Regions from separate parts of the Homo sapiens genome. Here regions 1, 2, 3, 4, 5 and 6 are each linked to region 7. The links are chromatin loops, found by intact Hi-C in ENCODE. Cell type or tissue: PC-3. All regions are shown on one strand. Region 1 has its middle 2.7 kb from the start of ARHGEF6. Region 2 overlaps ARHGEF6 (Rac/Cdc42 guanine nucleotide exchange factor 6). Region 3 has its middle 43 kb from the start of ARHGEF6. Region 4 has its middle 14 kb from the start of SNORD61. Region 5 has its middle 45 kb from the start of RBMX. Region 6 has its middle 30 kb from the start of RBMX. Region 7 overlaps ARHGEF6 (Rac/Cdc42 guanine nucleotide exchange factor 6).

What was found. A loop is a pair of places that touch in the nucleus more often than their neighbours do. Peaks named below come from ENCODE experiments on the same cell type or tissue, not always from the same donor. Only the 100,000 strongest peaks of a DNase experiment are listed, where the experiment ranks them.
Region 1: it touches region 7 in a loop (2.8-fold over the local background); 7 of 110 quality-filtered maps call a loop at or near these places.
Region 2: a loop joins it to region 7, with 2.9 times the contacts of the local background. A loop is called at or near these places in 21 of 110 quality-filtered maps.
Region 3: it touches region 7 in a loop (4-fold over the local background); 2 of 110 quality-filtered maps call a loop at or near these places.
Region 4: a loop joins it to region 7, with 3.0 times the contacts of the local background. A loop is called at or near these places in 7 of 110 quality-filtered maps.
Region 5: a loop joins it to region 7, with 20 times the contacts of the local background. A loop is called at or near these places in 74 of 110 quality-filtered maps.
Region 6: a loop joins it to region 7, with 6 times the contacts of the local background. A loop is called at or near these places in 74 of 110 quality-filtered maps.

The regions. Positions count from the first base shown.
Region 1 is chrX:136,781,596-136,785,595 of GRCh38, forward strand. No RefSeq gene overlaps it. Among named protein-coding and RNA genes, the nearest start is that of ARHGEF6, 2.7 kb to the left of the region's middle. In PC-3, no CTCF peak of the experiment used is centred here; a DNase peak (open chromatin) is centred at 1,756; H3K27ac peaks cover 1,715 bases.
Region 2 is chrX:136,765,110-136,769,109 of GRCh38, forward strand. The region is part of intron 2 of ARHGEF6 (Rac/Cdc42 guanine nucleotide exchange factor 6); the gene reads right to left. Among named protein-coding and RNA genes, the nearest start is that of ARHGEF6, 14 kb to the right of the region's middle. RefSeq lists silencers at 1,976-2,105, 2,166-2,215, 2,220-2,388, 2,246-2,295, 2,306-2,585 and an enhancer at 3,318-3,427. In PC-3, a CTCF peak has its summit at 2,303; a DNase peak (open chromatin) is centred at 3,582; H3K4me3 peaks cover 2,375 bases; H3K27ac peaks cover 2,027 bases.
Region 3 is chrX:136,821,688-136,825,687 of GRCh38, forward strand. No RefSeq gene overlaps it. Among named protein-coding and RNA genes, the nearest start is that of ARHGEF6, 43 kb to the left of the region's middle. In PC-3, no CTCF peak of the experiment used is centred here; a DNase peak (open chromatin) is centred at 1,694; H3K27ac peaks cover 416 bases.
Region 4 is chrX:136,863,240-136,867,239 of GRCh38, forward strand. No RefSeq gene overlaps it. Among named protein-coding and RNA genes, the nearest start is that of SNORD61, 14 kb to the right of the region's middle. In PC-3, no CTCF peak of the experiment used is centred here; no DNase peak of the experiment used is centred here.
Region 5 is chrX:136,923,840-136,927,839 of GRCh38, forward strand. No RefSeq gene overlaps it. Among named protein-coding and RNA genes, the nearest start is that of RBMX, 45 kb to the left of the region's middle. RefSeq lists an enhancer at 1,379-1,518. In PC-3, a CTCF peak has its summit at 1,513 (motif pointing left); a DNase peak (open chromatin) is centred at 1,482.
Region 6 is chrX:136,908,610-136,912,609 of GRCh38, forward strand. No RefSeq gene overlaps it. Among named protein-coding and RNA genes, the nearest start is that of RBMX, 30 kb to the left of the region's middle. RefSeq lists an enhancer at 406-455. In PC-3, no CTCF peak of the experiment used is centred here; a DNase peak (open chromatin) is centred at 1,632; H3K4me3 peaks cover 2,817 bases; H3K27ac peaks cover 637 bases.
Region 7 is chrX:136,708,952-136,712,951 of GRCh38, forward strand. All of the region lies in intron 7 of ARHGEF6 (Rac/Cdc42 guanine nucleotide exchange factor 6), which reads right to left. Among named protein-coding and RNA genes, the nearest start is that of CD40LG, 63 kb to the left of the region's middle. In PC-3, a CTCF peak has its summit at 2,385 (motif pointing right); a DNase peak (open chromatin) is centred at 2,400; H3K4me3 peaks cover 555 bases; H3K27ac peaks cover 891 bases.

The sequences.
Region 1 (4,000 bases), 73 kb after region 7:
GCATGGTGACAACGTGCCAAGCAAACGAAGATTATGCCTGCTGTCAGCCATCACTGTGTATAAGCAGAAGCTAGAAGAATGGCATTTTACTTTGCAGCCAAAAAGCTATGTTTAGGGAAATAGGCTAAGGATAACATCTGACATCCTGTTTACTTGCATTCTTTAGCAATTCTTTTTCTGGACCTGGTTCCACTACATAATCCAGCTGCAGTACCCTTAGCAAAGGCTCAGACTCAGTCACATAAGTGGGTAAAATACACTTGAAAAAATAGAATGTTTGAGAACAAAAGAGCACTTGTCCTCTGTCTACACTACAATATGGAAGATTCTTATTTTCCCAACAACAACAACAACAAAAAAACACTTTGCACTTAAAATACTGCTCTGAAAAAAAAACTGTCTATAACAAGAGATCTTCATCATTCTCAAACATTTTCAGAACCACTTGAAATAGGCATACTATTGGGAAATTTATGATAAGGCCAACTTTAATAGTATAACCCTATGTTGGCAAATGTGTGGCACTTACCATGATTACCTCTCCTCGTGCATGGGAGACATCAGATCATGTATAGCTCTTTCCTACTAAGCCTCAGAATTCTTTTCAACACAGCTTCAGGCATCTACTACCAAAGAATCAGCTTAGATAACCCTACTAAACATTTTCAAAGCTGCCCTTTCTTGCTCTGTCAGGACACTTGTCACACTTTACTATTATCACTTGTTGATCTGATGATCTGACTCCTCCACAAGAATGTAAACTTCCTAAACTCGGGGTCTTGTTTTTTTTTATTTAACACTGTGTTACCAGCAGACTGCCAGGTATACACAGTAGATGTTAAAAAATGCTGAATGAATAAATGAATGTATTCAGATGGTGTCCCTGATATAGACAGTAACTGATTATAGCAAGGATTTTTTGTTTGTTGGTTGGTTTAAATGGCTTAAAACAAACATTTTTTCTTGTTAATGATTTTTACCATTTTATTAAGCTGTAATTGACACATAAGGAACTGCATATATATGATTTAATGAATTTTGACATATACATACATCTTTGATACAATCACACAAATGCAATCCAGATAAGCCTTTCCATCACCCCCAAAATTGTCCTCGTGCCCTTTCAATTCTTTCTTTCCTCTTTGCCTCCAAATGCCAGGCAACCACCAATCTATTTTCAGTGTCTATAGATTAGTTTGCATTTTCAAGAATCTTATATAAATGGAAGTACACAGTATGGTACTATCTTTTTTCTGGCTTCTTAACTCAACATCATCATTTTCATACTCATTCATGTTATTGTGTCTGTCCATAGTTCTATAACAAGGTTTGCTTGATGTACTTGTGACTTAAGCAAAATAAGTATAATCAATCAAAAGTTTTCATTGACGTTGACCCATGGCCAAATCTATGTAATGGAAATAAAAACAGAATACATTTGTTGATAAATAAAATTCCCAAATCTGACGAACTTAAACACATTTTTATATGTCATCTGAACAGTTTTCACAACTGCTCATCAAAATTTTACTCTACAGACAAACAAAATCTGGCAGTATTATTGAGGTATCACTTACATCTTCTGATGAAGAACAAAGCCTGAGTAAGTTTTGTGAACCCAGCCTCCTCCAAAACAGTCTTGAGTTCACCAAGGTCATCTGGATAAAACTCTGCCTCATTTTGGACACTCACTATAGCAAATATTACTATGAGTAATAAAGTATATCAGAATGGCAAGGCCACTGCCTCAAGGCAAAAGAACCAGTTCTATTTGTATAAAGATTGGAAGTTACAGTTGGTGTGGTAAAATGTCAACAAAGCAAGGAATTCCAGGGCAGTGGCAAGCATATAGGTGAAATGGGTACCCATGAAACCCAGGCTGGTTAGGGACTCAAATGAAGCTAGAAAGGAGCTGATGAACTGAGGGAATAGGGGAAGAGGGGGAATTCAAAGACTGGGGGTCACAGCAACACAAAGAGCAGGCTTCACACAAGAGCATGAGAAAAAAAAGCAAAGATCTCTCACCCTACCTCAGATCCTCAGTACCACACCCTCTGGGCCACTGAACCTGCCTCTTCAAGGGCTTTCCACCTCCATCCTCTCATCCTAATGAACTCTCTAACAGGGCACATTTGGGTTGATTTTCCAAAAACACCTCTAGTGTTAATACCCCTGTTCAAAAACCCTCAAAGGCTCTCTATTGCCTAAAGCAGGAATTGACAAAAAACAATGTTCATATGATCATCTCCTGTGAGGCATAAAGGAGAAAGGAAGGTGAGAGTGGAACTTAAGCTAAAATAGGTAACATTTCATGAAAAATCAAAAGATCTTCAGGAAATAAGGCAAATGTGAACATTTGTTAAGACTGAATGCTGGGTACACTGGTACCTGTTTTACTATTTAGTTTTGTGTGTTTAAAATGTTACTAACCGATTCTCTTTCATTTCAAATCTACTAAGGCACTTACTAAAAAAGAATATTTGGGAGCTCTCTTCCCAGATACTCCAGTTCAGAAGATCTGCAGTGGGAAAAAGGAATTTGTGTTATCAAAGTATCCCACTTGATTCTGATGCAGATAGACCAAGGTCACACTTAGAGAAATGAGTTTATTGGTCTCTAACCTTCTACACCACTCTAATTTCTGCCAACACTTGGGTCATTTCAATATCCACAAGAACAACAATCCAACATCAAGACCTCTCAGTTCCTTGAACTTCTCAACCTGTAATCAATTTATTACCTCTCATTTCCCCTTTATGCCTATTCTGTGAAATGGACCTGGGACCTTGAAATATTTCTGACTTTGCCAGCTGGCATGATACAAAGTTTTATCAGTAGGCAGTGGTGGAGAGACATTGCAGGAAGAAGGGGTTTTACTTCCTGTTTTCTGTGCGCTCACTCCACAAGCTCCTGCTGAGCTCCCAGCTTTCCTATTGCCCACCTTCTGCAGCACTGGTTTTCCCAACAAACAGTAGGTAGCAACCTCCCCAGGCACTACCCTTGAGTGTTTAGGCAGCAAAGAATCTCTGATGAGACAGACACCTTCCATGTGAACCAGCACCGTAGAGGGGTATATTTCAGCAAGTTCCAGAGAATGTACATCCAACAAGTTCCACCAACTCAGCACCAGAGCAACTTCTCCAATAAGGCCTGGATCTCGACCGTGGGTGGAGAGGAGGGTTATCACAGCTCTAGAGGTATCGGCCATTACATATTATTTTTATATTGTCTGCTATTTATATCTGCTATCCCATACTTTTTAGAGTTTCCTTTATTTATTACTAACCAATTCTTCAACACTCCAATCCCCTGTTATTGTTAATTCTTTATGTTAAACTCTTCTTGTTAAAATTACTATGTAGTAGGCTGGGCACGGTGGTTCACACCTGTAATCCCAGTACTTTGGGAGGCCAAGGTGGGCAAATCACCTGAGGTCAGGAGTTTGAGACCAGTCTGGCCAACATGGTGAAACCCAGTCTCTAATAAAAATACAAAAATTAGCCAGGCATGGTGGCGGGCATCTGTAATCCCAGCTACTCTGGAGGCTGAGGCAGGAGAATCGCTTGAACCTGGGAGTCAGAGTTTGCAGTGAGCTGAGATCGTGCCATTGCACTCCAGCCTGGGCGACAAGAGCCAGACTCCATCTCAAGAAAAAAAAAAAAATACTATGTAGTGTCTATGTTCTGATTGGACACCAACTGATACACCTTGTTATCTTAAATGTATACTTCCTCTCCACTTTAGCTAACCTCTTGGAAGGTTACACCTTGTACTTTTTTATCACACAAATTTCTCTGTCTCCTAAGTCATGAATTCCAACATTAGTTTTTTTTTTTTTTTTTTTTTTCGAGACAGAGTCTCGCTCTGTCACCCAGGCTGGAGTGCAGTGGCGCCATCTTGGCTCACTGCAACCTCCACCTCCCAGGTTCAAGCGATTCTCCTGCCCCAGCCTCCTGAGCAGCTGGGACCACAGGCGCGCACCACCAGGCCTGGCCAA
Region 2 (4,000 bases), 56 kb after region 7:
TTTCCACCAGGGTATAATGAGTACAATGCCACCTACCTCCCAGGAGTGTTGCAAGGGCTAAATATGATAATAGATTTAAAGCACCTAGCATAGTGCCTGGAACATAGGAGGTGCCTGAGAAATGGTAGATACTCAACTCCTTTTCCTCCTTTGCATCTACGGTCCTAAGCACAGTGATAAACAGATTGCTATAAAAGAACAAAACTCATACTCTTCAATTTCCTCTCCTGAATGAGTTTCTTTGTAAAGATTGAAGTAATGTTATACTTGGACTAATGATGTCAAATGAATATCAGAAATTTCTGGGCCCTGGCTACTCACTCTATTCAGCACCTGCTCTCCCTGAATGTGAGTAGAGAAGAGGCAGACTGTAGGTAAATAGAAACCACAGACCATCCTTTGAAAAACTCTCCTCCTGTCCTTACCCCTAAGAACAGCGCCAGCCCTGCACAAGCAAAGACAAGGCTGAGATGTGAGTAGGCAAAAAGAATAGAAAAAATTAGTAGCTTGGAAGACATACCATCCATAAAATGTGCCACATAAAACACTTTTGTATAAAATGTCACATTTTAGTAAAAATAAACGAACAAAGAAAAAACCTAGGCTGAAAGCAGGAGGTCCAGGTTAGAGTTTTGATCCTACCAGTGATAAGCTGTATGACTTCGATTAACTAAACTTTTCTGTTTCTTTGTCAAGTGAAAGTAATGCCATCTCTCCTACATCCTTTACAAGGGCACGGGGAGTTTCAGATAACTAGAAGGCATTCAAAAAATTAAGCACCAAAGAAATGCAATATGAGAATAGTAGCTGGAAATTTACTTTGTTCAAAACTCCAATCATCTGCACAGCACCCAGACTAAGACAGAACACTCCCTTGTTTTAACTGCTCTAAGCACACCCAAAGAGTACACCAGCCTGAAGCTGGCTTATTATGTAAGAAGGGACTGCAGCATTGCCTGGCATGTAGCATAATACTTTGCTGAAGAGAAATCCTTGGAAATGCCTCAGCTGAAGCACAAGGGCAGGCCCAGGCCTTACATTTTGGAGAGAGGTGCTCTCAGTCACAGAATTCCAGACTGTGGCTGGAGCAAATGATGTCATCAGAGATCCTCTTACCATGGTCAATGTCAAAATTAAGATAGGAAGTCCAAGGACACTATGAGTTTTCCAGGCAAATATAAGTTTAAAAAAAAACAGTTTGAACCTTTGAATCTTGCCTTTAAAATTATTAATACTTTACAGAGCATAAACTGAAATTTATCCTATTTTGTGAGGTTTTTTTTGGGGGGGGGTTATGCAAAGTTTTTATTGACCAAAATATACATAATTGCAGAGGAAAATATATTCATTTACTGTATTTTTACTCCCACTACACATTAAGAAAAGGGAAAAATATCATGTGAGTTACCCCTCTATCCAAAAACAATAACAAATCAAAAATGAAAATATAAGACCTTTGAAGAGGCAGAGATAAACTTGAGGGCTCTCCGCTGCAGAGCTAAGAAACGAAATAGCTCAAATACCTGTTGGGTTCCTAAATGACTGGAAAATGAAAACTTGTAATTAACTACAGGCACTTTGGAACACCTTGTAGAATACAGGTCTTTTCCATCTACAAACCATTCCTGCGACAGATCTCTGTACTTAATGCAGAAAACATCTCCAAATGTATGGATGCTCGGGGTTGGGAGGGCATCACAGTAGTATTAAAAATGGTACTGTTGACTCCTGCTCTGGTTCTGGGGGAAGGAAAGAATCCAGTCGGATGCAAACCTTGCGGCCAGAGCTGGACAACTCGCCCCTAAGTTTGGCGCGTCCTCGCTCTGCGTCCTTGGCCCTCATCTCCCCCTTCCCGGCACCCTGGATCTCAGCGAACTGTGAGGCCCTGGCAGAGAACGGACCCCGCAGCTGGGGCTGCGAGCCACGGCAGTGGGGAAGAAGGGCGGTTCCTCTCCAAAGGGGGTCCTTCGGCACCCACCCCCGGGCCCTCGCGCGCTCCCCTTCCCCTGACCCTTTTGCCCCCAGGCAGGTCACCTGGCTCGGCCGCTGCCCGCCTGTCCTCCAGCTGCTCCCTCACTCCAGCCGCGCCGCCGCCGCCTCCTGGAAGCCGTTCGCCCTCCCGAGTCACGGGGCCGGCGAGCGGGCGGGCAAGCCTGTGCCAAGGCTGCGGGAACAGATCAACCCAGCCGGAGCTGGGACCCTGCCCTGAGCGCGGCCGCCACCAGGGCGAAACTGGAGAGCTGGGCTAGGCTCGCCCCAGCGGGGAGGGGCGGCTGCAACTTTGCGCCTGGACGCGGGCGAGGAGGGGGCGCCCGTCTCCAAACTCTGTGCCGCGCCCGCAACCTCTCCAGCCCAGGGATTGTTTTTTAATCTAAAGGGAAGTCAGAGTCTTGTCCTCAAGTTCTTGTTGCCATAGCCGTGCCGCTCGGCGGGCGGAGGATCGCGGGGCCGAACTGGGGGTGCCGGAGGCGCGCCCCGCTGGGTGCGCTGGCTGCGAGCCGGGCGAGGGTGCGCGGGGTGGCGAGTGGAGGGGAGCGACTGCCGGGGGAGCCAGCCCGCGAAGCTTCTCCAGACCACGCTCAGCTACCCGCGCCGGTCCCCTCCTGCCCGCAGCCGGAGCCGAGCAGCGGAGGGAAAGCGGCCTGGAGGCACTGGGCCAGCAGCGGGTAAGCAGTGACCCGGACCTGGATCGCAGAAGTAGGAACTGGAAGTGACAGCGGCGCAGGCAGAGCAGCAGCAGCAGCAGCAGCAGCAGCAGCAGCCCTGGTAGCTGTGGCAGCAGCAAAAGCCGCGGTGTACCCGCGGCGGCCACACTGCGCATGCTGCTGCCGCCCGCTTCAGCCCCTACCCGAGGGCTGCCGGTGCCTGGCATGTTGCGGGTCACTGCCAGAGCTTCGGGCGGGATTCCCGGACTCATGGACTAGCCCTTTCTGGTGGCCTGCTTCCTCCCTCACCCCCAGATGCAACTCAGAACCCCCAAACTCTATGGTGAGCCGCTGAGACACCCGAGAAGCGTTGGCTCTCCAGAGGCCCTTCACATACCACCCTTCCTCCAACTATCCTAGATGCCCTTCCCGGCCTCTCTGATAACAGGCCCCAAATCAAATAGTCTCTTTGAGAGAGAACGAAAATGTTCATGATAGATGGGAAATATTTAAAATCTTATTCAATGTCTAATTTTTACAGAAATACGATGCAATCTGTAAAACATTAGGATAGCCAGACTCATGGGTGACATTTAATGTAACTCTTGGAAATTCCATTAAGCATGTCAGATTTGCACAACAGAAGAAAAGAACTTGCCAAAATCCTCTTTGGTCTTCCTACTAGTTCCAACTGAGCAGCTAAATATGCAAAGCTTTGCCTAGCGGAAACTGATGGAAATGGGCAAGTTAAAAACAGACATTACAACCATTAGACATTACCCAACCCCTACTCTAGTCTCCTCATTTTACAGATGACTCAACTGAGGCCTGGGAAAGGAGATCCTGACTTCACACAAGTGGCAGGGTCAGGGCTTGAAGCAAGATCTGCTGATACCCGTTACAACTACTGGTAATTGTAGTGGTTAGGCCGGGCCTTGTGCCTAACTCCTCCCAGGAGGCACCGCGCTGCTAGATATTTAGTCTTGACTCATGATCATTAGTAGAGCTGCCTTACTTTCAGAACTGCTTCCCTGCAGAGCAGCCCCTGGGAAATGGCAAATCGTCCATCCCACAAGCCTCACTTTGGGGAGGGCACCCCTGCTGTTCCGGTGACAAGGCAGATGGAGTGACTCAGGGAGACAGGAGGGAATGAGGGGGTGGGGGCAGAGAAAAAAACATACTGCTACCAGCTGGTACTGGAAAGAAAGAAAGAGAGAGGGGGAGAAAGAGAGGGAGAGAGAGTAAGAGAGGGGGAAAGAGAGGAGGAAGAGAGGGAAGGAGGAAGAAAGAAAGTGAAATAAGTACTAATTGAATCTCATATACATTCAGTGAAATCCTTCCAGAATAAAATATCT
Region 3 (4,000 bases), 110 kb after region 7:
TTTCAACATGGGATAACGGGAGAAGTGCTTGATCTGCTGAGGGAGGAGAGGAATTATACACAAAGAGAGAGTCATTATATACACAAAAGGAGCTGCAGAACTTGGCTTACGTTTACCAGCAAAAACTGGAAGAGTATATCTGAGGATGCTGGATCTACAGGACAGATTACAAAACTGAATAGAGAAAAGTGTGTTAATATGGAGGTACTCTCCTGTGACACAGGATTCAGCACACTGGCAAGTACCCCAGAGGCCAGTTTTGAAATGGTTTTAGGAAGGTAGAATAAAGCAGTGGTCCACACTAAATGAAGCAGCAATACTAGAACTTAGTGGTAGACTATAGAGGAATAGATCAAAAAGCTTAGAGAAGTGAACATGTTAGGATGGATTTATTACATGAGAGAAGAAGACCGACCAGTTGACTATGTTCATTGGAGGGGCCCAGAGTATAGTTCACTTACCAAAACAATAAGGAATGTGATAGTGAAGGGACACCAGCATTATTGAAAAGCTTCAGCTGGGCGTGGTGGCTCACGCCTGTAATCCCAGCACTTTGGAAGGCCAAGGAGGGCAGATTATTTGAAGTCAGGAGTTCGAGACCAGCCTGGCCAACATGGTGAAACCCTGTCTCTACAACAAATACAAAAATTAGCCGGGCATGGTGGCACATGCCTATAGTCCCAGCTACTTGTGAGGCTGAGGCACGAGAATCACTTGAATCTGGGAGGCAGAGGTTGCAGGGAGCTGAGATTGCACCACTGCACTCCAGCCTGGCCAACAGTGAGACGCCGTCATAAATAAATAAATAAATAATAAATAAATAAATAAAAGCTTCATGGTCAGCTGGGCATGGTGACTCATGCTTTAATCCCAGCATTTTGAGAGGCCAAGATGGGTGGATCCTTTGAGCCCAGGAGTTCAAGACCAGCCTGGGAAACATAGGGAGATCCCATCTCTACAAAAAGAAGAAAAAAAGAAAAAAAAAAAGAAAAGCTCCATAGTAGTAGCTGTCCTCTGTAAACCAGGGCTGATGATAGGAGATGCTCATACAGAACTGGGCTCCCTAGTGCTAATAGAGGTGATAGGATTCTGAAATAGGGGAAACTAGGTGACAACACTTAACCGTCAAAAGTGAATTGGTTATAAGTATAGGCAGCAAGGTTGGAATGACACCAAGGGATGCCTCCTGACTCACAGGGATTTAATGAGATGGCCCATAGAACATTGTGTTCCTAGGGGCAATTCAGAAAAACAGCCAGCAAGGGTATTACTATATATAAATATATAGATAAGCAGAAGTCTGAAGTCAGTTGCCCCAATGGAAAGTCACAGCTCCTTTTCTAACTTCCAGACCTAAGCTAGTTCTCAGACCCCAAGCCCATAAAATGAAAAAGAGGTCAGGTTCCCATGAGAAAGGGCCCTATAACAACATGGTAAGTATATTTAGTAGCATTCTCCAGGCCTTCTCCAAAAGTGTCTATGACCATTTACTCAGATAGCTGGGGAAAGGGGAATACAGAGACTCTCTCAAGTCTACTGGACCCAGGAAATAAATAGACACTGATACCCAGGAGCCAAAGTGTTACTGTGGCCCACTTGTTAGGGAGAGGCTTATGGGGGTCAGGAAATAATTGGGATATTGGCCCAGGTTTGTCTCACAATGAGTCCAACAGTCATCTCCATGACTCCCAAATGAATCATCGGAATGAATACATTAGCAGTTAGCAGAATCCTTACCTCAGTTCTTTGCTCTATAGAGTGAGAGCTACTGTAATAGGAAAAGGCCTATGAAAGCCCCTGAAAGTCACCACCACCCCCAAAGAAAAACCTTTCAATGGCCAAAACAGTAAATAAAAACCAATATTACATCTGGGGGAAGGGAGAAATAGCAAAGATTAGTGTCACCCTCAAAATATTAAATAATGCAGGAGGCATGGTCCTCGTCATATCTTTCTTTAATTAATCAGTCTGGGGGCCGGGCACGGTGGCTCACACCTGTAATCCCAGCATTTTGGGAGCCCAAGGTGGGCCAATCACTTGAGGCCAGGAGTTTGAAACCAGTCTGGCCAACATAATGAAATCCTGCCTCTACTAAAAATACAAAAATTAGCCAGGCATGGTGGTGCATGCCTGTAGTTCCAGCTAGTCAGGAGGCTGAGGCAGGAGAATCACTTGAACTCGGGAGGTGGAGGTTGCAGTGAGCCAAGATCACACCGCTGCACTCCAGCCTGGGCAACAGAGCAAGACTCTGTCTCAAAAATATATATATATATATATCAGTCTGCCACCTGCCCAGTAAACATAATAGTCCCAATTGTATCTACTGAACTTGATGTAGTATCTTAACTAAAGCAAATTAACACACCTCTGGTAGATGGTATATGGCTATTGATTTGGACCAATACATTTCTTTCATACGTGTCAGGAAGGAAAATCAGAAACTGGTTCTATTCACATGAACAGACAGAAGTATATATTCCCAGTCTTACCCCAAGGCTGTTATTTTTCCTGCTCTCTCTTATAACTTAACGGGACCTGAAGCAACTAAATACTTTATAGAACATCATATCAGTCCACTCTATTGATGGTATCATGTTAACCGGACCTGATGAGCAAGAAGCAGAAGTACCCTGGGTGTCCTAATAAGATGTACATTCTAGAAAGTAAAAGATAAACACTGCAAAGATTCAGGGATGAGCTACATGAGTGAAGTTTTTAGGGATCCAGTGGTCTAGGGTCTAGGGAATGCTGGGACATTCACTCCAAAGTGATGGACAAATTATTGCACCTTTAACCTCCCACCTTTAAGAAAGAGTCCAAAGGTGGGACTCTGGGTAGGGAAGCAATATGTTCTACACTTAGAAGTACTGTAATAACCCATTTATTGAGTGACATAGAAGGCTACTAGTTGTGAGTGGAGCCCTGGACAAGAAAGGCCTCTGTAGCAAGTCCAAGCTGCAGTAAATGCAATCGCACCACTTGGGTTATACGCTCCAAAAGATTCCTTGATATGAGACGTATCTGTGGTAGAAGAAAAATGTGGACTCCCTAAGAAGCCCAAATAGGAACCGTGCGGTGCAGACCCTTAAGGTTCTGGAGCAAGGCCATGCCATCTAGAAGCAGAAAGCTATATACCATTTGAAAGGAGCTCCTGGTATGCTCCTGGGCCCTGGTAGAGATTGAGCACTTGCTCTTCAGACTTTTTTTTTTTTTTGAACCTGAGTCTCACTCTGTCACCCAGGCTGAAGTGCAATGGTGCGATCTCAGCTCACTGCAACCTCCGCCTCCCGGGTTCCAGTGATTCTCCTGCTTCAGCCTCCCCAGTAGCTGGGATTACAGGCATGGGCCACCACACCCAGCTAATTTTTGTATTTTTAGTAGAGACGGGGTTTTGCCATGTTGGCCAGGCTGTTCTCGAACTCCTGACCTCAGGTGATACACCCACCTCAGCCTCCCAAAGTGCTGGGGTTGCAGGCGTGAGCCACCGCACCTGGCCCAGATTCTTTTTTTTTTTTTTTGAGTACTTGCCCTTTGGATATCAAGTAACCGTGTTCCCAGTATTGCTTATCATGAGCTTGGGTCTGTCAGACCCACCCCATCATAAGGTTGGGCAGGCCCCAGCAGCAATTTATTGTAAGATAAAGTGGTACATCCAGCAGGATTGGGTGCTAGCAGGCCAAAAGACCCAAGTAAGCTACAGAAACAGGTGGTCCAGACACCTATGTCATCCACAACTGATGCACTGGTGCTTCTTCCTTAACTGACACCAATGGGCACATGGAAGGGGAAGTATTCCTTATGATCAGCTGGCATAGAAGGAAAAATCTCAAATTTAGCTCATTGATAGATCGGCTCAGTATTTGTGTACCAGCTGAAAATATGTAGCTACTGCCCTACAACCCCACTCAAGGGTGACTCTGAAAGACAGTCAGCAGAGCTTTTGGTGGTACACTTGGTCATCCACTTTGTGTGGAAGAAGTGGCCCAAACTTATAATATAT
Region 4 (4,000 bases), 150 kb after region 7:
AAAAAGCCCTCAGAGATTACAAACATGTTAATCCCCTCTCTTCTTATAATCATGAACACAGAGCCAAAACTTTCCAATTATTTGAGGAAAGCCCCTAGTAAGAAGTTTGAAGTAGAAAAAAACAGCAATAGTAACTTCAAAGGAAAAAAATCCACTCTGCAGGAAGAAAACTTTAGGACTTTAAAAAATTAGTATCCTTAGAGAGCTTACTATAAAACTACAGTAATCAGGCCAGGCACAGTGGCTCACGCCTGTAATCCCAGTACTTTAGGAAGCCAAGGCTGGTGGATCACCTGAGGTCAGGAGTTTGAGACCAGCCTGGCCAACATGATGAAACTCCATCTCTACTAAAAATACAAAAAGTAGCCAGGCGTGGTGGTGGGTGCCTGTAATCCCAGCTACTCGGGAGGCTGAGGCAGGAGAATCACTTGAATCAGGGAGATGGAGGTTGCAGTGAGCCGAGATCATGCCATTGCACTCCAGCCTGGGGTGACAAGAGCAAAACTGTGTCTAAAAAAAAAAAACACCCTACAGTAATCAAGGTAAGGATAGACATAGACATTACCGATCAATTTTTTTAAGTACAGTAACGGACCCAGGTATGTATGTTTCCTATTAAGATACTGAAGTACTGGAGGCTAGTCTTTTCAAAAAAAGATGCTCAAAGGCCTATCTGTATTTGAAAAAATCAATTTCAACACCTACCTCATACCCAAAAAAATTCAAAATGGATTACAGACATAATATAAAAGTTAAAACCACAAAACTTGTCCAGGCATGGTGTCTCATGTATGTAATCTTAGCACTTTGGGAGGCCTAGGCACGTGGATCCCTTGAGCTCAGGAGTTGAAGGCCAGCCTGAGCAACATGGTGAAACCTTGTCATGAGGTTTTGAGACCCAGTCACAAAAAAACTTACAAAACTTCTAGAAGACAGGAAAAAATATTTATGACCAGGCAGTAGGCAATTTTGTTAGGTCACAGAAACCAAGAACCATTTTTGTTAAATTAGATTTCATTTGCTCATTGAAAAAAATAAAAAATAGGCAAGGCAGACTGGGAGAAGATATTCGTAACATATCTGACAATTTGTATCCAGAACAAATAAATAAATTCTGTAACATTTAAAAAGCAGGCAACCCAATTTTTAAGACAGACAAAAGTCTTAGACACTTTGTGAAAGTAGTTATACACACGGCTAATTAAGCACGTGAGAAACTGCCCATCAGCCTGGCCAACATGGCGAAATCCCATCTCTACTAAAAATACAAAAATTGCCGGGCGAGGTGGCTCACGCCTGTAATCCCAGCACTTTGGGAGGCCGAGGTGGGTGGATCACAAGGTCAGGAGTTCAAGGCCATGCTGACCAACATGGTGAAACCCCATCTCTACTAAAAATACAAAAATTAGCTGAGCGTGGTGGCGCATACCTGTAATCCCAGCTACTCAGTAGGCTGAGACAGGAGAATCCCTTGAACCCAGGAGGCAGAGGTTGCAGTGAGCTGACAGCATGCCACTGCACTCCAGCCTGGACGACAGAACAAGACTCCATCTCAAAAAAAAAAAAAAAAAAAAAAAAAGCAAAAATACAAAAATTAGCCCGGCATATGGACTGGGCACGGGGGCTCACGCCTATAATCCCAGCACTTTGGGAGGCCAAGGTGGGTGGATCACAAGGTCAGGAGATCAAGACCATCCTGGCTAACATGGTGAAACCCCATCTCTACTAAAAATACAAAAAATTAGCCGAGCGTTGTGGCGGGCGCCTGTAGTCCCAGCTACTCAGGAGGCTGAGGCAGGAGAACGGCGTGAACCCAGGAGGCGGAGCTTGCAGTGAGCGGAGATCGTGCCACTGCACTCCAGCCTAGGCGACAGAGCGAGACTCAGTCTCTAAATAAATAAAGTAATTAAATTAAATTAGTCCAGCATAGTGGTGGACGCCTGTAATCCCAGCTACTCGGGAGGCTGCAGCAGAACTGCTTGAACCCAGGAGGTGAAGTTTGCAGTGAGCCGAGATTGCGCCACTGCACTCCAGCCTGGGTGACAGAGCGAGACCCCGTTTCAGAAAAAAAAAACACAAAACTCCCAGTATGAAGTGCAATGTGAGATACTGGAGTAGATCCTGCAATGGAGAGAAGACAGTAGAAAATATGTGAAATCTAAAGTCTTTTTTGAGACATGGTCTCACTGTCACCCAAGCTGGAGTGCAGTGGTGCCATCACGGCTCACTGCAGCCTCAACTTCCTATGCTCAGGCCATCCTCCCATCTCAGCCTCCTGACACCACACCCAGCTAATTTTTGTATTCTTTTGTAGAGGTGGGTCTTGCTATGTTCTCCAGGCTGGTCACCTGGGCTCAAGTGGTCTACCTTGGCGTCCCAAAATGCTGGGATGACAAACATGAGACATCACACCCAACCTAGTCTGGAGTTTAGTTAATGGTAATATACCAATGTTAATCTCTTAGTTGACAAATACCATAATAATGTAAGATATTAAAATTAGGGGAAATTGGGTAATGCGTATGAGAACTCTCTACTTTGCAACTTCTGAGAATTTAAAATTATCCCCAAATAAAGCCTTTTTAAAAAAGTGCTCAGCATCATTAGTCATCAGGGAAATGTGAATTAAAATCAATACTACCCCACCCACCAGAATGGTTAAAATGAAACTGATCAATAGCAGCACATGTTGTTAAGGATGTTGTGGAGGAACCAGAATTCTCATAAATTGCTAATGAGGCCGGGCACGGTGGCTCATGCCTGTAATCCTAGCACTTGGGAGGCCAAGGAGGGTGTATCACCTGTCAGTTTGAGACCAACCTGGCCAACATGGCGAAACCTCGTCTCTACTAAAAATACAAAAATTAGCTGGGTGTGGTGGTGGGTGCCTGTAATCCCAGCTACTTGGGAGACTGAGGCAGGAGAATCGTTTGAACCCAGGAGGCAGAGGTTGCAGTGAGCCAAGATCATGCCACTGCACTCCAGCCTAGGCGACAGAGAGGCCGTCTCAAAAAAAAAAAAAAAAAAAATTGCTACTGAGGGCATAAAATGGTACAACCACTCTGGGAAAACTCTGGTAGTTTCTTAAAAATTAAACATACAGCAGATCTTTTAAAAACGTCATTTTAGTGAACATCATTTTGTTGAGGAAAAAAAAAAAATCAACTCCTGGCTGGGACCACTGTGCGGAGTTAACACATCCTTCCCGTGTCTGCATTGGCTTTCTCTCTGGGTACTCCTGTTTCCTCCCATATCCCAAAGGTAAACTTGCAAGTCTGAATGGTTCCGATCTGAGTGAATGTGGGTGTGAGCATGTCCTGCAATGGGATGGTCTCCTGGCCAAGATCGGTTCCCACCTTGGCCTTGAGCTGGCTAGACAGGTTCTAGTTTCCTGAGACTCTGAACTGAAATAACTGGGTAAATAACTAGATAGCTTTTCAACTCTTCTTAAGTAACTGGGTAAAGAACTATATAGCTTTTCAACTTTTCTTAAACGTATGCACAGCTCACGTTTATTTCAATGTTTAGTATTAGATGTGTTTTGGCTTTTATTTGGCACCAGGCGCAGTGGCTCACACCTGTAATCTCAGAACTTTGGGAGGCGGAGGAAGGATTGCGAAATTCAAGCCCAGCCTGGGCAACAAAGGGAGACCCCCGCCGTCTCTTTAAAAAAAAAAAAAAAAAAAAAACGCCAGGCATGCTAGCACACGCCTGTAGTCCCAGCTACTTGGGAGGCTGAGGTGGGAGGATTGCTTGAGTCCAGGAGGTCAAGGCTGCAGTGAGTCATAATAGCACTACACTCCAGCCTGGGCAACAGAGTACAATGTCTCAAAAAAAGTTTGACACTTTTAACTACAAATATGTTGCAGGAACTTAAATTTTTTGTCAATTAGCCTACGGTAAAGCTGGTTTCATTATAAAAGTTTCCAAGAACCCTTCAAGAAATCTTCAACAATGTTAAGATTTACTGTATTATCTACCCTGTCACTTCATGAATTCC
Region 5 (4,000 bases), 210 kb after region 7:
CAAAGGATACGGACTTTGTAGAGGTGGGGTCTTACAACGTTGTTCAGGCTGGTCTCCAACTCCTGGGCTTAAACGATTCTCTACTGATAATTACTTTAGGGTAATTAGTAATTAATAATTATCCTAAAGTGGTTGCTGGGTCAAAGGATACGGACTTTTAAAAAAACAACCCTTTTGTTGTAAAATACAGACAGAAAGCCACAGAGAACAGAAATAGCATTTAATGAATAATTACAAGGGGGACACCTTCGTAAACCACAACAGGGCCAAGAATAGAATTTGGCCAGGTACCTCAGAAGGATTCCATGTGTCCCTGCCCATTTACAACATGCTGCTTTCTCCCAAAGTAACCACTATTGTAACTTTTATACTAATCACTTCCTTGAGTTTCTTTTGTAGTTTCACCACCTAAATATACTTCCCTAGACACTATATTTTATTTTTATATTTGAGATGGAGTCTTGCTCTGTTGCCCAGGCTGGAGTGCAGTGGCGCGATCTCGGTTCATGCAACTTCCACCTTCTGGGTTCAAGTGATTCTCCTGCCTCAGACTCCCAAATAGCTGGGATTACAGGCGCACACCACCGTGCCTGGCTGATTTTCATATTTTTAGTAGAGATGGAGTTTTACCAGGTTGGCCAGGCTGCTCTTGAACTCCTGACCTCAGATGATCTGCCCACCTTGGCCTCTCAAAGTGCTGGGAATACAGGTGTGAGCCACCACGCCTAGCCACAGTATAGTTTAAACTTGACTTTTTATATGTCTTTTGTCAACATTTTACTATGAGCATTTTCAAACAGAAAACTTGGGTGGGCCAGGCGCAGTGGCTCACGCCTATAATCGCAGCACTTTGGGAGGCTAAGGTGGGAGGATCGTTTGTGCCCAGGAGTTGGAGATCAGCCAGGGCAATATTGCAAGACCCCATCTCTCCAAAAAGTTTTTAAAAATTGGTGCATGGTGGCATGCATCCGTAGTCCCAGCTACTCAGGAGGCTGAGGTGGGAGGATCGCTTGAGCCCAGGAGGCTGAGGCTACAGTGAGCTGTGATAGCACAACTGCACCCCAGTCTGGGTGATAGAGTGATACCCTGTCTCAAAAAAAAAAAAAAAAAAAATAGAATTATATAGTGGACACTCATCTATCCAACATTTATATTCTGCAATTACCATTTTGCTCTATTTGATTTATCACATATCTGTCCATCCCTGTATCATTCAATCCAATCCATTGTGCATGTTCCTGTGTCCTATATTTCCTGCAAATTGGCAGCTGGATCCAGTGGCTTGATCAGATTCAGGTTTGGCTTCTTTGAGAAGGTGAGGTGGCAGTTGTGTTCTTTCATCAGGAGGCACATGATTTTTTTTGTCTCTCTTTTTTGTTGTGATACCTGGGTTCATTCATTCATTAGGGGCTGCAGCATGCTGAAAGAAAACAGAAGCCTGTGGAGTGAGCCAAGATCAACCAGGAAATAAACCCTTTCCCTTGCGATGTCTCTCCAGCGCCCTCTACTGACAAACCTGCTTTAGTGCCAGTTTGTAGAGGTAAACTATTTAAAGGGTCTGAATTATTTTCATGGGGGGCAAAACTCATGAATTTGGAGCTGAGAGGCAATATATCAATAACAGACACACCTTACACGCATGTACGGACCAGATAAGGAAAACTCTACATATTTCCAGAAACTTATCTGTGTGCAGCTCTGTTCTCTCTGGTCCTCTGCTCCATGAATTCTAGTGCCTTTGGCCTCCCTGGACTTTGAACTTTGTTTTCTCAACCCTAGGAGACTGCAGGGCTGTGCATGGATACCTTTTCCCTGTGTCACAGCCTGGAAATTTTATCTAGGAAGTAAGCTGGAGGCAATAGTAGGGCTTATCTTATTTGTTCCCCTTCCCTAGGTGATCACTCTTATATTTCTTGTCCAATGTTTGGAAACTGTTGCTTTACATATTTTACTCATTTTTAAAGTTGTGTAAGTAGGAGGGTAAATCTGGTCTTTGTTATTCTACCATGTCTTGGGCCAAGAAGGAAGTCCCACCTCCTTATTTTCTTTTTTAAGAAACATATTTTTATTTATTTATTTATTTATTTATTGAGATGGAATTTCGCTCTTGTCGCCCAGGCTGGAGTGCATTGGCACAATCTCAGCTCACTGCAACCTCTGCCTCCCAGGTTCAAGTGATTCTCCTGACTCTGCCTCCAGAGTAGCTGGGACTACAGGCACCTGCCACCATGCATGGCTAATTTTTGTATTTTTGGTAGAGATGGGGTTTCGCCATGTTGGCCAGGCTGATCTCGAGCTCCCGACCTCAGGTCATCCACCTGCCTTGGCCTCCCAAAGTGCTGGGATTACTGGCGTGAACTACTGTTCCCGGCCTGTTTTATTTTTAATTTTAATTTTTACTTTTAAAGTTGACAAAGTGTTTATATTTACGGTGTACAACATGCTGTTTTGATATATGCTTGCATTGTGGAATGACTGAATCAGGCCACCTTTTTTTTTTTTTTTTTTTTTTGAGACAGAGTTTCACTCTTGTTGCCCAGGCTGGAGTGCAGTGGCGCAATCTTGGCTCACCGCAACCTCCACCTCCTGGGTTCAAGCGATTCTCCGGCATCAGCCTCTTGAGTAGCTGGAATTACAGACATGTGCCACCATGCTTGGCTTATTTTGTATTTTTAGTAGAGACGGGTTTGTCCACGTTGGTCAGGTTGGTCTTGAACTCTTGACCTCAGGTGATCTGCCTGCCTCTGCCTCCCAAAGTGTTGGGATTATAGGCGTGAGCCACCGTGTCCGGCCTTGCTTTCTTTTTGTATGCATTTGCTTGGTATAACTTTGCTTATCCTTCTATTTTTAAGTTTTCAGAATCTCTTTGTTTTAGATATGTCTCTTGTGTACAACATATTGTTTGTTTGTTTTTGAGACCGAGTCTTGCTCTGTCACCTAGGTTGGAGTGCAATGCCATGATCTTGGCTCACTGCAACCTCTGCCTCCTGTGTACAAGCAATTCTCCTGCCTCAGCCTCCCAAGTAGCTGGAATTACAGGCATGCGCCATCACACCTGGCTAATTTTTGTTTTTTTAGTAGAAACGAGGTTTCACCATATTGGTCAGGCTGGTCTCGAACTCCTGACCTTTTGATCCACCCGCCTCGGCCTCCCAAAGTGCTGGGATTACAGGCGTGAGCCACCACACTCAGCCTATGTCTACACTTTTTATTTATTTTTTAATTTTACTATTATTTTTTGACAGAGTCTCGCTTTGTTGCCCAGGCTGGAGTGCAGTGGCACAATCTTGGCTCACTGCAACCTCCACCTCTGGATTCAAGTGATTCTCCTGCCTCAGCCTCTCAAGTAGCTGGGATTACAGGCATGCGCCACCATGCCCAGCTAATTTTGTATTTTTAGTAGAGATGGGGTTTCACCATGTTGGCCAGGCTGGTTTCAAACTCCTGACCTCAGATAATCCACCTGCCTTGGCCTCTCAAAGTGCTGGGATTACAGGTGTGAGTCATTGTGCCCAGCCTATATCCACACTTTTTAGGAACCTCTTTCTTTAGATGGTCTCATGCAGTTTCATTATGTGTTTAGTTATGGATTTGTTTTCTTTTTTGCTTTTAATCCTGTTTGTAATTCCTTGGGTTTCCTTTATTACTGTCTTCTATCAGTTCTGGAATTCTCAGCCATTGCCAGATATTTTCTTCTTTCCTTTTGAGACTCCATTTAAAGCTATGTTAAATGCTCCTTATTTTCTGCCCCATATATAACTTCTCTTCTATGTTTTCCTTTTTTTTCTTTGTGTTATGTTTTCCTGGCCTATCATCCAGTCTGTAAATTCTCTCTTCACCTGTTTCTTATTTTCTGCTTTTGTTTTTTTTTGAGACAGAGTCTTGCTCTGTCGCCTGGGCTGGAGTGCAGTGGTGCCATCCTGGCTCACTGCAACCTCCACCTCCTAGGTTCAAGCGATTCTCCTGCCTCAGCCTCCTGAGTAGCTGAGACTACAGGTGC
Region 6 (4,000 bases), 200 kb after region 7:
TGGGCCTCCCAAAGTGCTGGGATTACAGGAGTGAGCCACCGCGCCCGGCCCCCCTCACGCTTTTTTTTTTTTTTTTTGACGGAGTCTCGCTCTGGTGCCCAGACTGGAGTGCAGTGGTGTGATCTCGGCTCACTGCAACCTCCACCTCCCAGGTTCAAGCAATTCTTCTGTCTCAGCCTCCCGAGTAGCTGGGACTACAGGCGCACGCCACTACGCCCGCTAATTTTTGTATTTTTAGTAGAGACGGGGTTTCACCATATTGGTCAGGCTGGGCTCGAACTCCTGACCTCTGGTGATCCACCCACCTCGGCCTCCCAAAGTACTGGGGTTACAGGCCTGAGCCACCGCGCAGGTCGAAATGTTTTACTTTCTTTTTGTCTTTGGTAGCTGGAGTGCATTTTACACTTACAGAACATCAAACTCGGAAAAGCTGCATTTTAAGTGCCTCATAGGCACCGCACTGGACCGTGCGGCCCTAGAATGCCACACCCCCTAATTCCTGCAGCCAGAAATGAAGATGGCAGGGGCGGTAACACTGCTAGTTTGGGACTAAGAAAGGCAACCTCGGGAGGAGGCGAGCCCCTGCTATGATGAAACTTCTAGGACAGCCTCCCTTCGCCCCCCCCAACCTGTGCAGGGCCTAGCGTGGCTGCAAGCGAGGCAGAGCGCAAGGCACCGCCAGAGCCACGGGAAAGGGCGAGGCGGGGAAGTCTGGGGATGGCGGGGCGGGGCGGGGCGGCTCGGCTCGGCGGGGATCCCCACGCATGCGCACCGCGACAGCTCACGATGCCCGCCTACTGGCGCCCTAGCAACCGGGTTGCGAACCATGTTCTATCCCGACTAAGTGGCCGTCCTGGGAGTTATAGTGCCACTAGCCGGCCTCGGCTGTTCCCTGTCCGAGGCTCTTGTCATTTCCGCTTATTTCCTCCACGGGTGCCGATTTCATGTGTGTGTTCCCGAGTGCCTGAGCCGGCTCCCGAAATGAGTACTCGTGGTTTCCGCGTGGGAACCAACCTCGAGCGCCAGTGGCCCGCCCTCTCCGGGCTGAGGTGGCTGCTGAGGCTGGGGCTGCTCCTGAGGCTTCAGGGCCGCCCGCTGCACGGCTTTCTACCTTCCCAGGTTAGCCGCGGTCAACTTCTGCCAGGCGGAGCGAGAAATCGCATTTTGTCAGGTGAGGATTGGAGGGAGTGAGAGAGATGTGAGGGGAAGGCTTCGGGTAGGGGTATAGGGCCGATAGGGGACGACCAGGGCCGAGAGCTCATGGACTTGGACCCGGAATGCCATTGCCTTCCCTGTGGGTATGTCTCAGGGGCTTTCAATCTCGGAGTCTCCCACTTCGCGGATCTTTCCCGCCCTCTCAGTATCTCCTCCTTCCTCACAGTTCCTCCCCTTCCTCTTCTTTTTCTGCTCCCTCCCTTCCCTCTCATCTCGTCTTCTTCCTTCTCCCTCTCGGCTCCAACGCCTACTGTTTCGGCCCCACCTTCTTATCTTGGCTCCTCCCCTTCCCCCCCTTATCGACTCCTTACCCAGTCTCTTTTTGTTCTGCCAGTGCTCTCTCGGCTCCTCCCCCTCCTCCTTTCTCCTGGATGCTACGCCCTCTCCCATCTCCTTCTCTTTCCCCTCCCTCTCGGCTCCTCTCCCTACCCCTCCCTCTCTTCTCCTTTACCTTCCTCCTCACTGCTGCTTTTTCTAGTCTCTTCCCCTCTGCTCTTCTGTTTTCCTTTTTACTGCTCCTCCTCCTTCCTCTAAGTCCTTCCCACTTCCCTCCCTATTGGCTGCTCCTCCACCTCCCTTTTGGCTTCTCTCCTGCCTCAACTAACTCCTCCCCTCCTCCCCAACGCCTTCGGTTCCCTCTCAGCATCTGTAACCCTTCCCTTCCCTCCACCCTTTCCCTCGTGTTCTTACACAATCTTCCATTCTGGACACATACACTCATTGTGGTCTTTCTTAAATACATCCCCACCATGCTGTGTTACCCCTCACTCATATGGTCTCACACTCTTACCCCCCTAATTCTTGTTAATCCACTTGGGTCTCCTGGGTCCTTTCTCTGCAAACATAGTGTTATTTACTTCTAGAGATTTGTGAGAATAAAATGAGATAGTACATGAAAAGCACTTACGACGGCACCTTGCACATAGTAAGCTTTCAATAAATGGTAACTGTCATCATTATTACTTTTCTTTAGCCAGGGATTCCTGGCACAATTCCTCTTCAGCGTGTCCCTCAACCACCAGTAATTTCTTGGCTCCCTTCCTTAGTAGCCTCGTTGTTTTCATTGTAAGCTGACTCAAAAGGAATTTTTCTTGCAAGTAATCAATTCAAAAAGTATTAATAAATAAGACTTATGTTCTGATCTCTAGTTGCCTAATCTAGGGTGTAGGGGGGTATTCTGGTAGAAGGCATCACAAATGCACACAAAGTTGAGAATGGTGCTGGTGCCATCTGACTATAGACTTAGCCAACTTTAAGGTTCTAGGAGTTTTTAAAGGCTAGTTCTAGGTGCAGCATGTTTACTTTTCAAACCTGGAGCTTGCCTTTCCCTGTGAGAAATATTGATAGCAGTGTTTTGAGCAAACCTCTTGCCAAACACATGTAAGAAATAGCATCCTTTTTATATTTTTTATTTGCCTTTTCTCTGACTGTTTATATCTACTCCTTGCTCTTTATTCTTTATTTCAGCAGGCTCCCTAACAAAGAAACATGATTAGTAACATCTGGAACCTTTCCTTTCCTTTCCCTTTCCCCTTCGGCTTCCCCTCTTCTTTCCTTCCTTCCTCCCTCCCTCCCTCTCTCTCTCTTTTTCTTTCTCTTTCTTTCTCTTCCTTCCTTTCTCTTTCTTTCTTTTCTTTCTTTCTTTTCTTGCTTTCTCTTTCTTTCTCTTTCCTTCCCTTTCCTTCCTTTCTTTTTCCCTCCCTCCCTTCCTCCCTTCCTTTCTTTCCTTCCTTCTTTCTTTTTTTTGAGATGAAGTCTCACTCTGTCTCCCAGGCTGGAGTGCAGTGGCACGATTTCGGCTCACTGCAACCTCCACCTCCTGGGTTCAAGTGATTTTCCTGCCTCAGGCTCCCGAGTAGCTGGGATTATAGGCACCCGTCACCACGCCCAGCTAATTTTTTTTTGTTGTTGTTGTATTTTTAGTAGAGATGGGGTTTCACCATGCTGGCTAGGCTGGTCGAACTCCTGACCTTAGGTAATCCACCCACCTCGGCCTCCCAAAGTGCTAGGATTGCAGGTGTGAACCACTGCACCTGGCAACATAAACTTTCTATACTGAATGAGACCTGTTTCCGGTATTTGGGGTTCACACATTTAAGTCTGTGATACATTTTGGGTTTTTTGTTGTTGGAAGATGTGAAAGGTTGAGATTAACTTTTTTTTTTGCCTATAGATATCTAATTTCTTTAGCATGGTTTCTTGAAAAGACTATCTATCCTTCCTCCGTGAAATTGCTTTTGCACCTTTTCAAATTTTTTTTGGCAGAGGCTTGCTCTGTCCCCCAGGCTGGAGTGCAGTGGCACCATCTTGGCTCACTGCAGCCTCCACCTCCTGAGCTCAAGCGATTCTTCTGCCTCAGCCTTCTTCTTCTTCTTCTTTTTTTTTTTGAGATGGAGTCTTGCTCTGTTGCCCACGCTGGAGTGCAGTGGTGTGATCTCGAGTTCAAGCAATTCTTCTGCCTCAGTCTCCCAAGTAGCTGGGATTACAGGCATCCGCCACCATGCCCGGCTAATTTTTTTTTGTATTTTTAGTAGAGATGGGGTTCCATCTCTACTACATGGTTCCATCTTTCTACATGGTTCCAACATGTTGGCCAGGCTGGTTTCGAACTCCTGACCTCATGTGATCCGCCCACCTTGGCCTCCCAAAATGCTAGGATTACAGGTGTGAGCCACCTCACCTGGCCCTGCCTCAGCCTTCTGTGTAGCTGGGACCACGCCCAGCTAATTTTTGTAGTTTTAGTAGAGACGGGGCCAGTCTGGTCTCAAATTCCTGACCTGAAGTA
Region 7 (4,000 bases):
TAAGAATAATGATCCTAAAGAAATGGAGTGGTCGTAAGGGACAATTAGGTATTTTATAAAGCAACAGGTAAATTAAAACAAGTGCTTAATACTGAAGTATACAAATAGATAAAAATACATCATAGCTGTGAATAAGTGTAAAAAACTCTTGAGTACCTTCCTCTGGATGAACTGGAACAGTAATTGAAAGATATTATATATGCTCATATAATACACAAGAAAAAATAGCAAAATCAACTTTCTCCTAAACTAAAATGCTCATACATCAATTAAAGGAAATCTTTATGAGATGAAGTAGGAGGAAAAAAATAGTATTGATTTGTTTGTTTCTGGAGTAGAGTGAAGTCAAATAAAGGCAAACTGAACCACTTTATCCAGGGCCTCTGTATGAAGAATGTTCTTATCCATTCCTCCCCTACCAAACAGTAAGTGATAATAATAACAAGAGTCAACACTCATAGAGCACTGAACACTTACACAAGCATTTTACAATTAAAACCTTATTTTAACCTTACAATAACTCTTTAAGGTAGGTATTATGCCAGTGCTGTTTCCATTTTACAGGTGGGGAAACCCAGGCATAGAGAGGTTAAGCAAATCATCCAAAGGTACAAAGCCAGGAAATGCCAAAGACAGAAATTGAACCAAAACATTCTAGCTGCAGAGTCCATGCTCTTAACCACTTTTTGGGAGAAAACGTTTCTGAAGATTTGTTTAAAAAGCCAAGGTTGGGCTGGGCGTGGTGGTTCATGCCTGTAATCCCAGCACTCTGGGAGGCCGAGGCGGGTGGATCACTTGAACCCAGGAGTTCAAAACCAGCCTGGCCGACATGGTGAAACCCCGTCTGTACTAAAAATACAAAGAATTAGCCGAGTGTGGTGGCAGTCGCCTGTAATTCCAGCTACTCGGGAGGCTGAGGCAGAAGAATTGCTTGAACCTGGGAGGCGGAAGTTGCAGTGAGCTGAGATCGTGCCACTGCACTCCAGGCTGGGTGATGGAGTAAGACTCTGTCAAAAAATAAAAAAGCCCATGTCTGCCACATGTTCTTCTCCTTAAGTGTATAGTAACACTAGGCCGGGTGTGGTGGCTCACGCCTGAAATCCCAGCACTTTGGGAGGCTAAGGCAGGCAGATCACTTGAGGTCAGCAGTTCAAGACCAGCCTGGCCAACATGGCGAAATCCCATCGCTACTAAAAATACAAAATTGCCATGCGTGGTGGCACATGCCTGTAGTCTCAGCTACTCAGGAGGCTGAGGCAGGAGAATCGCTTGAACCTGGGAAGCAGAGGTTGCAGTGAGCCGAGATCTCACCACTGCACTCCAGCCTGGGGGTGGAGTGTATTGTATATGCTATATAATATATATATTATATATTATACATATATATATATATATATATATAGAATACCAGGGGAGTATTCCCAAGAGAATATTTTTTTGCTGACTAAGAAAGAAAGGGAAGAAGACCAAAACAAACATTACCAGTAACTCTGAGAGAATAAAAAACTGCCAGTTCCTCTGCTGTAATGCCATCCTGAATCACAAGCTGGAAAACCCCTATTCTAAAGTGAAACCTTTAGCCAACCAACTTCCCTGGTTGTTGCTCTCTCAGAGCAGTGAGAACTTAAGTTGGGGCCTTACCTGAACTTGACTGGGGGCTTATCTGGCCCCTTCACGATCAGATAATAGTCAGTCTGGTTTGCTCAAATCACTTTGGGGCCGACAAGATAGTGAGAAGTAATGGAAACTTACTATCACTGCATTCTGAATTCATTTAGGAACAGTACAGGTCTGACTCAGGTCTCTCACCTCCTTGGCCCTGACTCTTTTCCAAGGAACTCAAACAAACCAGTAAGAAAAAAAAACAAATAATCCCATCAAAAAGCAGGCAAATGACATGAACACACACTTCTTAAAAGAAGACTTACAAATGGCCAACCAACATATGAAGAAATGCTCAGTATCACTAATCATCAGAGAAATGCAAATTAAAACCATGAGATACCACCTCCGCCCAGCCAGAATGGCCATTATTAAAAAGTAAAAAATAATAGATGTTGGTGTGGATGTGGTGAAAAGGGAACACTTACACACTGCTGGTGGGAATGTTAGTACATTAGTACTAACATTAGTACAGCCTCTTTGGAAAGCACTACAGAGTTTTCTCAAAGCTAAAAGTAGATCTACCATTCCATCCAGCAATCTCACTACTGAGTATTTAGCCAAAGGAAAAGAACTCATTAAATCCTCTTATTGTTTCTTGATCACTAATCAGTCCCTCTCCTTCATTTAAAATCTTACCGTCTCCCCTCCCAGAGTTACCACTTCAGTTTCCATCTCCTCTGCCTGTCACTTCCAGAAAACAGAAAGCATGTTTCACTTGGCAGCAGGGGGCACAGTGGCTCCAGCCTGGCCATGTACTGGCTGTGGGATGGGCAAGGCAGTAAACCTGTCTGGACTTCAGCTTCTTCTCTATTTAATAGAGATAGTCATTTCTCCCAGGATACTAGACCCAATGATTTACAGATTTACTTCAGCTCTAAGAAATATGATTCACAGAACACTTCATATTTCACATGATAATAACAAAAAATACTTTGTTTTTTGTTTTGTTTTGTTTTGTTTTTTTGAGATGGAGTCTCACTCTGTCCCCCAGGCTGGAGTACAGTGGCATGAACTTGGCGCACTGCAACCTCCGCCTACCGAGTTCAAGCGATTCTCCTGCCTCAGCCTCTTAAGTAGCTGGGACTACAGGTGCGCACCACCAAGCCGAGCTAATTTGTATTTTTAGTAGAGATGGGGTTTCGCCATGTTGCCCAGATTGGTCTTGAACTCCTGGCCTCAAGTGATCCACCCGCCTCGGCCTCCCACAGTGCTGGGATTACAGGCGTCAGCCAACGTGCCCAGCCAGCCACTGCACCTGGCCCAAAAAACACTTTGTTGTTGATCATGTTTAAACTCTTACAACACAGGAATAGAAAATTTTTTCATACTGAAGTAGATTTCCATAGTGCCAGGAGAATAAACAAGTGGGAAATTTAGCAAGAACAAAGGCATTATAACTAAACAAGTATAATTTGGAAAAGGGGAGAATTTTTCTCACAATATTTTTTCTTTTCTTTTTCTTTTGTTTGCTTGGTTTTGTTGTTGTTGTTGTTGTTTGTTTGTTTGTTTTCACATGGAGTCTTGCTCTGTCTCCCAAGCTGGAATGCAGTGATGTGATTTTGGCTCACTGCAGCCTCCGCCTCCCAGGCTCAAGCGATTCTCCTGCCTCAGCCTCCCAAGTAGTTGGGATTACAGGCTTGCACTACCACGCCCGGCTAATTTGCTTTTGTATTTTTAGTAGAAACAAGGTTTCACCATGTTGGCCAGGCTGGTCTTGGACTCCTGACCTCAAGCGATCTGCCCGCCTCAGCCTCCCAAAGTGCTGGGATTACAGGCTTTTCAGCCATCACACCCGGCCAAATTTCTCAAATATATTAACTTATTTAAGTTTGAAGCTGATAGTTTAGACAACTGTTTAGCAATAGTAAACTCTTTCCAAGGTAAAAAGAGAGGGGTTTTTTCTGCATTATATGGGCTGACTGGTAAATTTTCTATATGATCATGATCTCTAGTGAAATTTAATTAATTAAAATAAAAACAAATAAATGCAGTTCACCACTATTTGTTAAATATGCTGTGCCTACAAGGATAAAAAAAAAATGGTCACTACTTTTCTTTCATGAAAACTAAAGCTTTCAATTCTTTCAATTCAGGCTTTACACAATCACTTCAGATTTCTAAGACCAGAGTAAGGTTTGAACATTTTGTCTTTAAAAACACTTTAGCATCTCTTTATCATTCACATTTGCCTGGGTGAAATAATGGCTTGAATAGCTCTTACAAGCATTCACAAAATGCCATACTCTTTCCATTCTCAGAGCATGGGAAAGAAGTTCTGCCCTGGCAAACAAAGGTCAGAGTGAGCATGAGAATTTCCAGTTTATGTGCTTTCTGA